Regions from separate parts of the Mus musculus genome. Here region 2 is linked to region 1. A link is a loop called in an ENCODE intact Hi-C map of the cell type or tissue named here. Cell type or tissue: gastrocnemius. All regions are shown on one strand.

Region 1 (8,000 bases):
CCTCTTTAGGCCACTTACTGTGTTCTTTTCAGAGCCCTCCCTGGCTAGCCTTCTGTTCCCATTACATATTGGAAGGCAATGGGGTGCCAGCCTCCCAGGAAAAAGGTAGAGAAGATGGGAATTAAGGGGTCTGCTGAAGCATCCCCCCCAGGAACCCCTAGACAACTGATGCCTATCAGATTAGCACAGCTTGGGGTGGCTGTCTTTCTTTTTAAGACACACTATCACTACTACTATCACTACTAGCCACTACCCTTGGCTGGCCCAGAGCTTTCTATGTAGCCCAGGCTAAAGTCACAGAGCTCCACCTGCTGCTGCCTCTGCCTCCCCGAGTACTCAGAGTAAAGGTGTGTGCCATCATGCCCGACTGAATTAACAGTTTTGCTGCTGCGTGTGTACTTGAGCCAAGCGTTTTCCACGAGATCATCTGTAATTTAACTTGCTAACTTTAACTTGTTAACAATGTCAGGAGCCATCCAGGAGTGGTGACAGACGTGTCTTTAATTCCAACACTTGGGAGGCAGAAGGAGTTAGATCTGGGAGTTCAAGGCCAGCCTGGTCTACAAAATGAATTCCCAAAAGGCCAAGGCTACACAGAGAAACCACGGCAAAACCAAACAAACTAAACAAAACCAGCCAACCAAATAACAAGCAAACAAATCAAACGCCAGAAACCAAAGCATATGTCGTGTGAAGTAGAGCCAAAGTCTCCTGCCACTGTTACCTGGCCAGCAGCTAAGCACCCTTGCTGGTGTGTTAATCACAGATTAGCCACAGGTGAGCAACCCAGACAGCAGCTTAGCACGGGTTGATCGCCTGGCTGGCCATACCTAGTGAGCCCATTTCTCTGTAGTGCGTGGCATGTCTCTTGAAATCCCTTTACCTCTCCTCTGGCCCAAAGCGAGTCTCCCCAAACCCTGTAATTGGGAGAGGGGATTACAGAAGGGAAGGAGAAAGCCAAACAGCTTCTGGAGGTATCTACAAAGTGCCACATATTCCTCCTTATCCCGCCTCAAGTTAAGCCAGATTCCAGCAGCATCAGCTTCCTTCATCTTGGCGAGGCTGTCAGTGTACATAGGCTACCCTTTGCCCTGAAGAGACAGGTGTATCACCAATCAAAATGCATCGGTCCATCTGGGGAGATAGCTAAACCATACAAGCATGAAGACCTGAGTTCAAGTCCCAGCACCGACACCTGTGCCTCTGTAATCTCGGCACTGGAGAGAAGTAGACAGGCCAGTCCTTATGAGCAAAGCCAGTCTAGCCAATCAGTGAACTCCAAGTTCAGTGAGAGACTGTCTCAGAAGAAATAAGTAAATAAATGAATGAATGAATAATATGAAGACACCTAAGGTCTACCTCTGGCTTCCACACATGTATGCATTTCTGCTCATACACATGTGCATGCACCGACACATACAAGCACACATGAGCATCTTTCTGCATACAACCTAGACAGTGCAGCAGTCAGTGCCTCCAAGTTCCTCCCCTGACCTCAATACCATATACATAACCGTTAATATCAGGATTTCCTAGGGTCTACAGAGCTGCCAAAGTGCTGATGTTGTCCAGATGGGCTCTGTTCTTTGGAGGGTCTAACATAAGTCAACAAGGACCATGGCAAACCCACACCTATGAAATGATTTAAAAAAAAAAACAAAACAGACTGTGAGCTCTAGCTTGGCTCTCTTCTGGGTACTCTGCCAACTCCCCAGACTTCATGTATCCTGAGTGGAGAGACACAGAGCACCCGGGGAGAAGTCAGGTGATCCAGAGCTACCCCGGTGGTCTTGAGTTTGTCCCTCCTCTCCTGCTCAGGAGAGGCCTGCACCACTCCTGGCAGAACCACAGCCTGGCAGAACAACTGGCCTAACGCTGCAGCTAACACTAGACACTGCTGCAGAATCCCCACGGCTCTGTGCTAGGGAATTCACAGCTGAGAGCCCCTGATTTCACTGATTGGTGGTCTAGGTCTCCAGGTGCCAAGAGCTCAGGCTCTGAGCTCCGTGCTCAGGGTCAGGTCCAACCCTAGCATCTGTGCTAAGCAGCCAGCCTTCAATATTCTCACCTGTAATGTGAGGTTATCACAGTCCCCAGCCATCTGTAGATTGAGGCTTATGATAGATAATGAGTATGCAGGGAGACCCCCAGGATGGCTTATCACTAGGATGGTAGAAAAGGTAGCCAGGACTCCTAGGGCGCTTTCTGTCCCCAGGAGTCTCTCCTGACTGGTTTGTTGCTTCCTCTGCCTCCCTGTCTCAGAAGGATGCCCTAGAGTCGATGCTCTGGGGTTCCCTGGACTTTTCCTTAAACAATTGCTTGAGCTCAGGGCAGTGGGAGGAGCTACTGGCACCAGGCAGCTGTCATCTCTTGCTCTTGCTCCCCCCGGGGAGAAGCAGACCCTAAAGCACTTGCTGGTAGGTTGAGGCAGCCCTGGAGGAGTGTCCTGTGCTGCCCAGGAGGAAGGGAATCTAGGGAATGAGAGGGAAAGCAGAGGCAGCCCCACCTCACCCTGGCAGCAGGCCCCCTCTGCCCACTCTCTGGGTAGCAGGCTGCCCTTTCCTCCTGCTGCATTCCTGGCATAGCCAGGAGCAGCCTCCCCCTTCCTGGCTGGGCAGGGGCAGAGCCATGTTGGGGGAAGGGCATGGGGTACACAAATGCTTGGCCTGGACGCTCACTGACTCGCCTCTGCATCCTAGGCCCGTCCTGTTGCTCAGGTCTATAAACCACCGAAGAAGACCCCGAGCCCAGTGACCTACCCATTCCAGAGTAGTTTCTGAGCATATCCTCATTTTCATCCACACAGCCCTGCACTGAGCACTAGACTTGCCTGTTATGCATACCAGGTCCCACAGGCTCAAAGTGAGGGAGCCACGGAAGTCTCCAGATGCCTGGAAGCTGGAGGCATGACCTGTGTCCTATTTTTCCCTCCTTCCTCCCTGCCCCCCACAACCTCCTACTGTGGCCTTAGACCTTTACAGTGTCTTCCCTCTGTTCCCAGAGCCTTAGGCAGCATGGAGTGGGAGAACTAGCCCAAGGGAAGATGCTGTCCTTCAGTAAGGAGGACTAGAAGCTGGGAAAAAGACAGTATGCACATAGCAGTTAAACCAGGGCCTAGCACTGGGCAAAGGGAGGGGCTAGCAGCAGGTGGAGGGAGGGGCTAGCAGCAGGTGGAGGGAGGGGCTAGCAGCAGGTGGAGGGAGGATCTTGCACCTGGTGAAGGGAAGACCTAGCACCAGGTGAAGGGCTTAGCTCCTGGGAAACTGTTTTGAGGATGCTACAAACTGACACAGTAGCACATGCCTGTAATTTCATCATTTAAGAGGCAGAGGCAGGAAAACTCTCAAATTTGAGGACAGCATTGTCTACATAGAGAAATCCAGGTCGCCCAGGGCTCTGTACATAACAAGATCCTGTCTCAGAATACACGGCCAGGAGCCTGTGAGTCAGCTCAGCCAATGAAGGCATTTGGTGCCAAGCCTGGCAACGTGAGTTCAGTCTCTAGGACCAATGTCGTGTAGGGAGAAACCCACCCTCCTGGAGACTGTCTTTGACCTGCTAGTGCCCTGTGACACACTCTCATAAGAGCTTGTACACATGCATGCGCACACACACAAGTAAATGAAATGTAATTCTTAAAAAAAAAAAAACAAAAAAAAAACAAAATCAAACGGGAGGCAGGGGGAGATGACTCAGTGGTTAAGAGCACTGACTGCTCTTCCAGAGGTCCTGAGTTCAATTCCCACCAACCACATGGTGGCTCACAACCACCTGTAATGGGATCCAATGCCCTTTTCTGGTGTGTCTGAAGACAGCTATAGTGTCCTTATATACATAAGATAAATAAATAAATCTTTTTTAAAAAACAAACAAATATCAAATGAACAAGCTATGGGAGGAGATAAGGAGGTTTTCACTATAGAGTCAACCAACCCGGCATTTCAAGAGCTGGCCTTCTGAGCCTCAATACAGTTACTCTACGCATAGAAGAAAGGCTTGCACTTGTGTGCCTGTATGGATGTGCCACTTTATACCCCTGGAATAACGGGACAAAGCCTCTATTGTAAAATGATTGCTGTTGGCCCTTACTAATGAGAGGGATGTTTATGGGGTTAAGGCAAGGCCTTCAGCCCCCAGAGTCAAGTGACCCTTCCTGGCCACCAAGGAAGACTACCTCAGCAGTGAGGGGTAAAGAAATGGGCAGATCACAGGCAGCCTTGGCACTGACTGTAGACAGCAACCTGCTGTATGTAGAAGGTGTCTGGGCCTGCTGGTCTACCTAGCTAGGCCAAATGGCAGCAGGACATCAAAGGGCAGACCACCACCACACAGAGAAACCCTGTCTCAAAAAACACAAAAACCAAACAAAAAACTGCTCAAACCTTTGCTGGGTAGAGAGAAGAGGCCCACCTGGCCACACCTCTGAATAATAACTATAAGTTTTTAAAGATTTATTTATTATGGATACAGTGTTCTGCCTGCACATACACCTGCATGTCAGAAGAGGGCGCCAGATCTCATTACAAATGGTTGTGAGCCACCATGTGGTTGCTGGGAACTGAACTCAGGACCTCTGGAAGAACAGCCAGAGCTCTTAACTGCTGAGCCATCTCTCCAGCCCAGTGTTTGTTTTTTTAAATACATGCATTTATTGGGGTGTATATGTGTGCCACAGGACTTGGTCAAAAGACAAGTTGGGAGAGTCATTCCTCTCCTTCTACCATGTTGGTCCCAGGGATTGAACTCAGCTCCTCAGTGCCTGAACCCACTGAGCCATCTCACTGACCCTCAAAAGCTGTTTTCTTAAAATATCTAAGGCTAAATTAAATGCACAAATGAAACTTAGGCGTGCGGGTGTCAGGAGGTACATAGAAGACCCAGGGCTCTCATCTGAGACAGGTGTAAAACAAAAGATGCAGGTATCACTCTTAAGACAACAAGTAGAAGGAAGAATTCAGAGACACCACTAAGAATCAATGGAGGTGTTGATGTAGTGTGTCTTTAAATAGTTAATGCAGGAAGGGTAAGATGGCTTATAAGGTAAAGGTTCCTGCTGACAATCGAACTTGGTAATCTAGGTTCAGCCCCTGGGAATCCACATGGTGGAAGGAAGTTGTCCTCTGACCTCTATAAATCCACTGTGGCATGCATGCACCCACACACATGTGTATACACACATACAGTATAGATATGTATAAAATTTCTTAAAAGTAAAACAAAATTATGGCAAATAAGAAGGAAAGGACAGAGGAGACGGGAAACCACAAGAAAGCATAAACCTGAACCAATTTGGGATGGAGAGATGACTCAGAGGTTGCTCCACGAGTGTTAAACCCTAAGGACTTCAGGGTGAGGAACACTATAGGGGACCCAGGTGACTATCCCCCCCCCACTCCAAAGTAAAAGGGCAATTCAACAAGAAGATATACCAGGGCAACCTTACCAGATCAGTGTCACACCTGCAGATGACAGTAATTGTAGTTACCTGTGCAGCCGGGAATGTGGAGAAATGGGTGAATGCCTTAAGCCATGTAAAGTTCTTACTGTCATGGTTGACATAATACATGCTCAGTGAGTATTGAGGTTGGGGCAAAACCAAGCTCTCATGTGACCTTGCGCAGGCCCTTCTAGGGCAAGGCTCAGCAGACCACTGCAAGATAAGGTATATGCATGGTCTACTAGAAAGTTCCTCCCAGTTTTTTTTCCTGGTATAAAGTGTGCATGTGTGCATACTTGGAGACCCCAGATAGACAGAGAAGTCATGAGCTCACTGTATCACTGGGCTAAGGTATGATGTTACAGAGACGGTCAGGAGGAGAGCAGCAACCGAGTGAGGTTTGCACCTCTTGCCCTGGTCACAAACATAAGAGTGACTGGTGGCCTCACCTGCCTGTTCCAGATCCCACCCGCTCTGGTGGCAACAGTAGAATTTCAGAGAGGCTGGCAGCAAGCAAGGGCCAGTTCCTGGGAGACCTGCTGGGGCTGAGCCAGCTTTGGCAAGGAGGCCTGTGAAGGGATGAGCAGGCTGGTTTCCTGGACCACTGTGGCGCTCTCTCTCTCTCTCTCTCTCTCTCTCTCTCTCTCTCTCTCTCTCTCCTCCTCCTCCTCCTCCTCCTCTCCTCTTCTCTCTCTCTCTTTGTGTGTGTCTGTGTGTGTGTGAGAGAGAGAAATATGCATAAAAATAAATCTTTAAATTTGAAAAATAAATAGGGTCTCTGATCTTTTCCCTGGGAGTGAGCGTGTGAGTGCTGCTGAGATGTGTATTGTGTGTGTCTGGGGAACAGTTGGTAGGATAGACAAGACGCCAGGTCCTAGACCTGAATGGAGTGTCCTGCTAAGCCTGCAGCAGGTTTCTTTCTGTAATCCACAGAGCAGTGTCAAGAAACCGCTCTATGACTTGGACCACAGTTATTCTCAGCTCCAGATCTATACCCCCATGCTCTCTGCCGTTACCCTCCCCACCTAGCCAAGTCTTACATGTTACGAACAAATCCCAGATCAGGTTCCAAGTCTCCCTTGCTTACCCTAAATATGGGCATTTGTGCTAGTCCTCTTACCTCTGAATTGTGGCTTCTTTGAATCAGCACTAAAATGTCTGGCTTAATATGCTCCATCCTGCTGAAGACCTTCCACTGGCGCTGTTATCATTCTGTTTTTTTTATAGCTGAAGGAACTGGGTTCCAGAAAGTTCATAGTATTTTGTCAGAGTCACACACTGAGTGGTAGAGCCAGGATTTGAACCCAGGGTGGACTCCAGCGTCTCCATGCTAAGCACCACGCTGTGTGAAACAAAGGTGGTCTTTTACATACATGTGGAGTGTGAGCCTAGCACACGCATATGTATACTCACAAAAATCAAGGGTTAAGCAACTGATGGAGTGACTACTTCAGTGAATGGATGAGTGAGTTATCCGGGGCAACATCAAGAAGAAAGTCAGCTCTGGAGGGAAAGGGGCCTCATTCATTTATGATGTGGGCCCTAGCAATGCAGAATATAATGGGTTTTTATATGTATGGAGTCCAGCATGGGCTCTTAGACATCGTTGCCAGGTGTCAGCCTATCTAACTCTTGGTTCAGCCATACTTGACACTGTCTGAGTCATTAGCTGAGCTCTGATGGCAACTCCAGACTCACCCTACCAACCTAGCAACTCCAGTGGGAGAACCAGGCATCTGATGGCTCTTGGCCTGAGCTTGCTTGGTCTGATCTGGGGCAGTATGGTTAGGCATGGAGTTTCCTCTCCGAAAGCCACCACTGGGGCAGCGGCTCCACACAGACCACACAAGCTGAGATGGTGCTAAGGAACAGCATGCTATAACTAAGACGTGGAAAACGGATATCAGAATCCCATGTTTTCGATTTGTCTCTCACAGGACCTGGTGGACTGGCAGAAACCTCTGCTGTGGCAGGTGGGCCACTTGGGGGAGAAGTATGATGAGTGGGTTCACCAACCAGTGGCCAGGCCCATTCGCCTCTTCCACTCAGACCTCATCGAGGCCTTCTCCAAGACTGTCTGGTGAGCACCATGCAGGGTCTGGAACGGGCCACCCCTCTCCTCTGATAATGCCGGGAAAATATAGAAGCAGGAGCAGTTGAGTCCCTCCTTATAATAAAGGATACTCTGTAAATTACTGGGGAGGGTGGGGGTGTGACAGGCTAGATCCATAATCAATTCCTGCGCATGGTTTTACCTCCTATCTGGGTAACATCCTTCCCTGTGCACCTGCTTTTTTCTAAACACCTGTGTAGGGTTAGAAGCCTTTCATGCCCATGGAAACAATTTTTCCTGCAATTAGTTCCTCCTGACACAAGAGGTCAGTGTCTATATAGCTGCCCAAGGGTCAGTAACTGTAGTACCCTGTAATTCTTTTCCGCTCAAGACTCATCTCAAGGGATGGGCAAACGGACTCAGCTTTGCCTCTTTTCCTCTGCTCTTTACACCGTTGTCCCTTTGGACCACAGCTCTCACATTACCTCCCTCCCTCCCTCCCTCCGTAGT
Region 2 (8,000 bases), 64 kb before region 1:
ATCCTGGGGGTTGTCAGACCTCCTGGAATGCCACAACAAGCAGAAAGAGCAAACCAAGCAGGAAGGAACGGATTCCATGGCACACACTCTTTCAAAGCATTCTTTCTTCATGTCACCTACTTGCTGGCTGTGCCCTTTTAAGCTGGATAAATGTCTCAAACTTGCTACTGTGTGTGAAATCCAGGAGGCTGGCCAGAGACAGCCAGCCCATGGGAACCTGAGTCTGTCAAGCTGCGGGTGAACCAGTACAAGCCACTCTCAGTGTCTGACTGTCAAAGCCACAGCTTCCTAATAGAATTAACTTCTCAATCCAGAGACTAATGTGTTCTCATCCTCACCCAAACGCTATCTGTACCAATATCTTCCTTCTGATTTCCATATATAGAATTCAGCAACTCTCCCTGTGCCTACTTTAATTCCTGCCAGCTTCCCTGATCCCTGCAAGTGACTCATTTTGCATTTTATTTTAAAGTCAAGTCATTGCTAAGTAGTCCAGGCTAGCCCTGAACTCACCATCCTCCTGCTTAGCCTCCCAAATGCTAGGATTAGAGGCACGAGCCAACACCACATGGCTGAGTTCTGTACTCTTTTAGGAGTGATCCTTTTGATTTTTTTTTTCTTTTCAAGGTGCTACATAGTCAGAAGCAGATTAGTCCTTTACAGAATGAATTTAATTCATGGTCAGACTCTCCAGTGTCACTGAGCGGATTAGCTGAAGAGCCCTTCTGCCCCATGCCACCCCCCCCCCAGGGTACATGGAAGAATTCTGTATGTTCTACCCTGCCTCTCACCTTCTGAGGCCTGACCCATCCATCCTGACTACTGACTGGGACCTACGTATCTGAAGAGACATGGAACTGTGTAGTAGGACCACGAGGGTGGGGATTAACAATCTAGAAGACTCGCCACTCCACTCACACAAGCAACCCACAGTTGCCTGTTCCTCTGAGAATTTCCTCCCTTGACGTCTGCATTTTCTTTATGTTTAACTAGCCCCCATTCCACAGTTGATTGTAAATATTCTAACTTAGAAACAACAATAACAACAACAAAAAAAAATCCAGGCTTGGGATACAGTGCAGTTGTTAGAAGATTTGTTTGCCTAGCAGGAATGTTGCCCAGGTTTGAGTCCTAGCACCACATAAACCAGGGGCTGTGGCACGTACTTGTCACCTCACACCTTGTGAGGTAGAGGAGCAGACTCAGAACCAGTGGCATCTTTTGGCTATATAGTAAATTTAAGGGTATCCTGGGCTACTTGAGACTCCTATCTCAAGTAGTTAATTAATTACCTAGCTAGCAAAAGGTGAGGCGTGTCTCCTAGTTTAGTTTCTCATCTTAAAAAAAATTTAAATATTTTATCATGGAGGGAAGGGCACGCATGTGGATGCCATAGGAAAACCGGTGGGAGTTGGTTCTGTTCTACCACGTCGGTTCTGTGGATTAGACATAGGGCATAGGTCATCAGGCTTGGAGGCTCTAGCTCCTGAGCTATTTCATATGTTTACCGTCTCATCTTTATGGATATTTTTAAGGTAAAGAAAGAGCCAACAACAACAACAACAACATGAAAGTGATTTCTCTCAATAGGGTTTCAGCTGAAAGGCCAGTTTTGTTTTGTTTTTGTTTCTCCCTGTTACCACTTTCTTAGTAGGTCAACAGTGGGCAGCTTTAAGACTTGGCCTTTTGACCGTGGCCATGCTTTGGTTGCAGTCGTCTCATAGGCTCTTGATCTATCTGTTTTCTCCATTTCTTCATTTGTATAGGTGAGAGACAATTGGGACAGCAGTGCACTTCTTTACAAAGAGGTTGTGATGTAACAAGTTCATTATCAGACCCTTCACACACAGGGTTGGCAAGTCATTGAAATGCCGGTGGCCACTGATGTGTTAGAGGGAGTCTTGGGCTTTCAGGCAAAGGGGTTGTTTAAGGAAACCTGATCTGTTCACTATGCTACTGAGCAACTCAATTTCATTGCTAGTGACTCTTGGCCCATTACTAGTGTTAGCTGAGCCTTGTGGAATTTCTACAACACCTGAGATAAAAGCATGCCGGATCTCATGGAATCGGCTTATACACGACTTCTTGACAGTAGCTTAAGAGTTTTAAAATATGGTTTGAAAACAAAATGCATGGTTGATTCTACACAGTGATATTCCAGCTTAGGGCATTAGTTAATATCTTCACATGGGCATTTTTTTTAAAAAAAGGCTTTTATTTATTGTTCCAATACTAACAGCTTCCTCTTCCCACACGAACTTTATTTATTTTCTTGACTTAACATACTATGGAGACTGTAAAGTTCTTTGCAATAAAAAATATCCTTACTAAGTAAAACCTGCCACCCATGGGCCGGCAGCGAAGCAGGAAACACCTTAGCCGTTTTGAACAGTGTTTGTGCAACTCGGTTGTTTGATAATTTCATATGATGTGTTTTGGTCACAATCACCTCTCCCCCAATTCCTCCCAGGGCCACCTCCCAACCCAATTTTGTGTCCTTTTGTTTTTTTAAACCAATAGAGTTCAATTTGTGCAGCCCAAATACTGTATGGCCTTCCACTGGAGTATGGTGATCTTCTCAGGGGCTACACTGTTAGAGAAATCTCTCTCTCTCTCTCTCTCTCTCTCTCTCTCTCTCTCTCTCTCTCTCTCTCTCCCAGCCATGACAAATTGCCAATCAGTCCTTGCCTAGAGGTGAGACTTCATGCCCACTTCTCTCTGTGACAGGATTGGGTACGACTTGAGCCTGGCACAGATTTCGCGCATGCTGTCGTAACTGCTGTGTGTTCATCTGTGCAGTTGCCTCCCTGGGTCCGGGATCATTGCTGAGGATACGGATCCCGGAATGCTGGAAAAAAGGGATAACATTATTGTTCTTTGTTTTTTGAAGCAGGTCCTCTGTGGGAGAGGCTGATCCTACGCCTCCTGGGAACACAAGCGTGCAGCACCACATCCGGGTTTGCGTTCTGTTTCCTACCCATCCTTACAAGTGGCTTGGGATATAAAATCTCGCTGTAATGGGCGTCATCTTACTCCCTCGTGGAGCAAACTCAGGAGGCCCCGGTTGCCACTTCATCTCATTGCGTCCAGCACTGTAATCTTACTTCTTGCCCAAGCCGGCTGAAGCAAGACATGCTATAAGTTAAGTGAAGCAATCGCGTTGCTTACAGATCAGCAGAAAGCAAGAACAGGAGTCCATGATTCAAGGCCAGCCAAATCCCCAGGGCTCCGGCAAGCTGCTCGGGGCAGGTGGAATCTTGCCAGTGTGCACTGAGTTTGCCCCACAGCGGAGACCTTGGAAAGCAGCCCACCCTATCTGTTTTCCACCCTATCTGTCCAAGCACCTACAGGACGGTCACAGAGTCTCCACATCCTAGGTCTATAAATCAGTGGCTGTGTAACTTTATATGGAAAAAGAAATGTTACAGATGTGATTGTGTTAAGAAGATATCAAAGGGGCTGGAGAAATGGCTCAGTGGTTAAGAGCACTGATTACTTTTCCAGAGGTGGTGAGTTCAATTCCCAGCAACCATATAGTGGCTCACAACCATCTGCAATGGGATTCAGTTGCCCTCTTCTGGTGTGTCTGAAGAGAGAGACAGTGTACTCACATAAAATAAATAAATCTTTTTTTAAAAGGTGTCTAAGTTGGGCATAGTGGTATTGGGAAGGTGGGTTTCACTGTGGAAGGTGGGTGTTGTTGTAGCTCCTCAAGAGAAACAGTGTTCTTTCTTGTGAGTCAAATAATGCCTTATTACGTAATCCATTTTTCTATGATTCTCCCCGGCCCTATCTGTCTCTCCCTGCCTGTCCCTTCATTGTGGGAAGAGTAGTATGTGGAGGTTGCAACTTAAAATGAGTTTTCTCCTTTCTCCATGTGGTGTCCAGGAACTGACCTCATGGCTCAGGCTTGTCCACAAGCCCCTTTCCCCACTGAGCCATCTTGCCAGCGATTATGGTTCTCTCTATGGTACAGTCAAGCACTTTTGGAAGTCAACAAGTTGATCTAAGTACAAAAAAAATGTGAGTCAGTCTACTGTACAAAACCATAAATGGGAATACGTAATCCTGTGTAGTTAAAGACAAACCCTGACACCATTCTCAATGTGGAAGCAAAAGGCTTCCATAGGGATAATTCAAAGTAGTCACTTTGTTAGGCTCTACCTGTTTTGATGGATTAAAAAAAAAAATTTAATTACATTTGTGTGTGTGTGTGTGCATGTGTGTGTGTGTGTGTGTGTGCGTGTGTGCTCAAGCCAGGGCACATACACGGAGGCCAGAGGGCAACCTACAGGAATCAGTTCCTGCCCAACCTAGTCTCAAGGAAGAAAGAAAAAAATCAGGAGAGGAAGGGAGGGAAGAATAGGGAATGAGGTTAAAGCTTATTCTACATTTACACGAAAACCCTCTTGGGAAAGTTATGCACAACAAATGTACACCTCTAAGAAGTACACTTTAGAAAAAGAAACATTTGGCCAGTGAGATAGCCCAGAGGTAAAGGTGCTGGCTACCAAGCCTCACAGCCTGAGTGGGAGGATGACCTCCCCTGGGGGTGGTGATGCCCGCCCATAATCTCAGTACTTGGGAGCTGAAAGCAACATAAGTCTGGGCCTTCATCTGTCTTTTGGAGCTTCCTTCCAACACCTCTAGGGGTCTCTTTTCACAGCTACTTCAAGCATGGTGACCCTATGGCCTCCAGGACTCCACTCATCCAGCTTGCAGGGCAATATGCTTGTAAGAACTTGCCCTGCAGTGGGAGTGTTGATGGGAGCCAAGAATTTAAGTAGCTTCATCTTTTATGAAATCAGGAGAGGATCCAAGTTGGTCCACGTTGTCGACAGGAAGCATTTTATAAAATTAAGCCTTGCAGACTCAACACTATCACATGCAACTGTGGTTAGCCTTCCAAGTGGATATTCTGCTCTGAACACAGTAGGAAAGCCCTTTACAACCAGATTCCTTCTGGGTGGTTCAAGAACCTTAGGTGATCTCCAGTCCTTTTGGACCAGGAGTCGTGGCACCTGCTTTTAATTCCAGCACTTGAGAAGCAGAGGCAAAGTGAATCTCTGTGAGTTCCAGGCCAGGGATACTTGGGACTCTATCTCAAAGGGAGAGATAAAGATAGACAGACGTCAGACAGACATTGAGGTCTGATTACTGCAGGCCAATCTCAGGTTTGGGGATGAACTTTCTCCTACATAACCCTCTTCCACCTTCCTTTTTGCTCTTACTCACAGATGGTATCTGCCTGCTTTCCTGGCATGCACACACACACACACACACACACACACACACACACACACACACACAGAGAGAGAGAGAGAGAGAGAGAGAGAGAGAGAGAGAGAGAGAGAGAGAGAGAGAGAGAGAGAGGCAGAGGCAGAGGCAGAGGCAGAGGCAGAGGCAGAGGCAGACAGAGAACATCCTTTGTGCCCTTGGACTAGATTCTGAACTATCTGCAACAGCTTGCAAGGCTTTGTGTAAGCATTAGGTCTCTGCCCATGGGCTCCCATTTCATCTTCTCAGGTTGCACCACCGTCTGCCCCAAGTGTCCCCCAGTTTACTCTTTTTCAAACACAGCTCCCTCCATTGATGGCTTCATCTCTGTTTAGGTAAACATTTTCTAAGGTGTCCTTTTTAATCCCTCTGTCATCGTGACTGTATGTATTAGTTGTCTCAGAGATTGTCAGGAGAATTATTACAAACAAGGTCTTACGAGATTGAGGTCTGATTACTGCAGGCCAATCTCGGGGTTGGGAAGGAACTTTCTCCTACATCACCCGACTCTTGCCACCTTCCTCTCTGCTCTTATTCATAGATCGTATCTGCCCGCTTTCCTGGCACATCCGCATTGACTTTTTATTATCTAGCTGTCTTTTAAATCATATGAGACATAACAGAGAGTTACCAAATAACCACCACACCTGTCTTGTATGCTAACATACAAGATGCTTGCTTTTTTGTAAATGCTCTCTGTCTCTTTATGAAGATTCAAGTTACAATCTAGACTATTTTCATCCCAGGTCAAAGCACTGGCTGTGGTTCGTGTGGCGGTCAGCTTGCTTGCAATGGTGCTCCAGTTTTGTTCTCTTTAAGAATGTCACATTTCTTTTTCTTTTTCTTCTGCTTTTTGAATGTAGGAATGAAGCTACGATATCACCCATGCTAAGCAAACACTCCATCACTCAGCTGAATTCTTGGTCTTCTTTCTCCTCCCCTCCTTCCTCTGCCCTCCTCTCCCTCCCTCCTCTCCCCTCCCCTCCCCTCCCCTCCCCTCTCCTCCCCTCCCCTTCCCTCCCCTCTCTTCCTTCTCTTCTCTTCTCTTCTCTTCTCTTCTCTTCTCTTCTCTTCTCTTCTCTTCTCTTCTCTTCTCTTCTCTTCTCTTCTTCCTCCTTCCCTCCTTCCCTTCCCTTCCATTTCCCTTTCTCTCTCTCTTTCTTTTTTTTATTCTGAAACAGAAACCTGCTATGCATCCCTGGCTGAAATGATAACTTGCCACATAACAACCTAGACTGGCCTTGAACTTAAGATCTTTCTTCCTCAGCCCCCTGTCTAATCTAATTTCCTTTTCCAGTGTTTATTATTAGTACATAGTAACTATACTGAATAATGAATTTCATTTCAACATTTTCCTAAAAATATATTAACACTCTTACGGCACTGACCGCTAAGCCTTCTGAACTAAATTCTATCCCTAGAATCTATGTGTTGTACAGGAGAGAGCTGACTCCTGAAACATGGCCTCCACATGTGTATGTGTGTGCTTACAAGCACACATGGGAAAACACACACACAAAGGAACCCCTATACACACATATGTGCATGTGTGTGTGTATGCTGACAAGTACACACAGGAACCACACACACACACACGTAGAAACATAACAAAATTAAAAATTAAAACTTTACTTTTTTTAAAAAAAAGAACTATTAATTTACTTTATGTATATGAAACATATACTTTATGTATATGAAGGCACTGTCACTGTCTTCAGACACACCAGAAGATCCCATTACAGATGGTTGTGAGCCACCATGGGGTTGCTGGGAATTGAACTCAGTGCCTCTCTCCAGCTCCCCAAAGCATACTTTAATCATATCCTCACTACTATTACCTTCCTCTCCTCCAAGTCCCCCTCTCTAGTGGTCTTTATCCTACCTTTGTGGTCCCTGACACCTCCCCCATTCCCTTGACAGTTTCACATATGAGAGAAAACACTACACACTTTCCTTTCTGACACTGGCTCCTTTTATTAGTGCATTTTTAGCTTCATCCATTTTCCTACAAATGGCAAGATTTTGTTCCTCATTATGGCTGAAAAATACTCGTGTGTGTGTGTGTGTGTGTGTGTGTGTGTGTGTGTGTGTGTGTGTCTGTGTCTGTGTCTGTGTTTCTTTCTCTATTTATCCATTGTACAAGTCTTTATGCTGGTTTCCTAACTTAGCTACTGTGAGTCGTAGAAATTTTTGACAGATTTGGAACTCTTGGTTGACCATACTTTTCACTCCGCCCCTTGAATTTGCTGTTACACTGTCTTTCTGGCCCCATGGCTTCTGGTAGGAAATCAGCTGTTTGCCTTACAAAGATGTCCTTGAGAGTGGCTATTCTTTACTGATGAGATCGCCACTCTTTCAACAGCTTGATTATCTGTCTTGTTGTGAGTTAACTTCTGGTTATTCCACTTGTGATTTGTTGGGTTTGTTTTCTCTCTCTCTCTCTCTCTCTCTCTCTCTCTCTCTCTCTCCCCCCACTCTGTTTTTTTCTTTTAAAGCAGAGTCAACTAATACTAAGAAAGAGGGGGAAAGACAGTGTGTGTATACGTGTGTACATGCATGTGTGTGTGCATGTGCATTTATGTGTGTGTGTGTGTGTGCATGCATGTGTGTATGTGTATGTTTGTGTGCACACATATGTGGTGTATGTGTGTGTACGTATCTGTGTGCGTGTGTGTGGGGACACACACCACACATATGGGTGCCACAACGTGTAACTGACGTCC

What was found. Peaks named below come from ENCODE experiments on the same cell type or tissue, not always from the same donor. Only the 100,000 strongest peaks of a DNase experiment are listed, where the experiment ranks them.
Region 2: it touches region 1 in a loop (2.0-fold over the local background); 2 of 42 quality-filtered maps call a loop at or near these places.

Annotation. Positions count from the first base shown.
Region 1 is chr8:111,355,595-111,363,594 of GRCm38, reverse strand. It overlaps Fa2h (fatty acid 2-hydroxylase), which reads left to right. Exons shown (of 7, transcript NM_178086.3): 3 at 7,375-7,517. Among named protein-coding and RNA genes, the nearest start is that of Mlkl, 21 kb to the right of the region's middle. In gastrocnemius, a CTCF peak has its summit at 4,495 (motif pointing right); DNase peaks (open chromatin) are centred at 3,148, 3,465, 5,979, 6,304 and 1 more place; H3K27ac peaks cover 418 bases.
Region 2 is chr8:111,419,599-111,427,598 of GRCm38, reverse strand. No RefSeq gene overlaps it. Among named protein-coding and RNA genes, the nearest start is that of Gm24793, 4.9 kb to the right of the region's middle. In gastrocnemius, no CTCF peak of the experiment used is centred here; DNase peaks (open chromatin) are centred at 2,747, 3,252 and 4,660.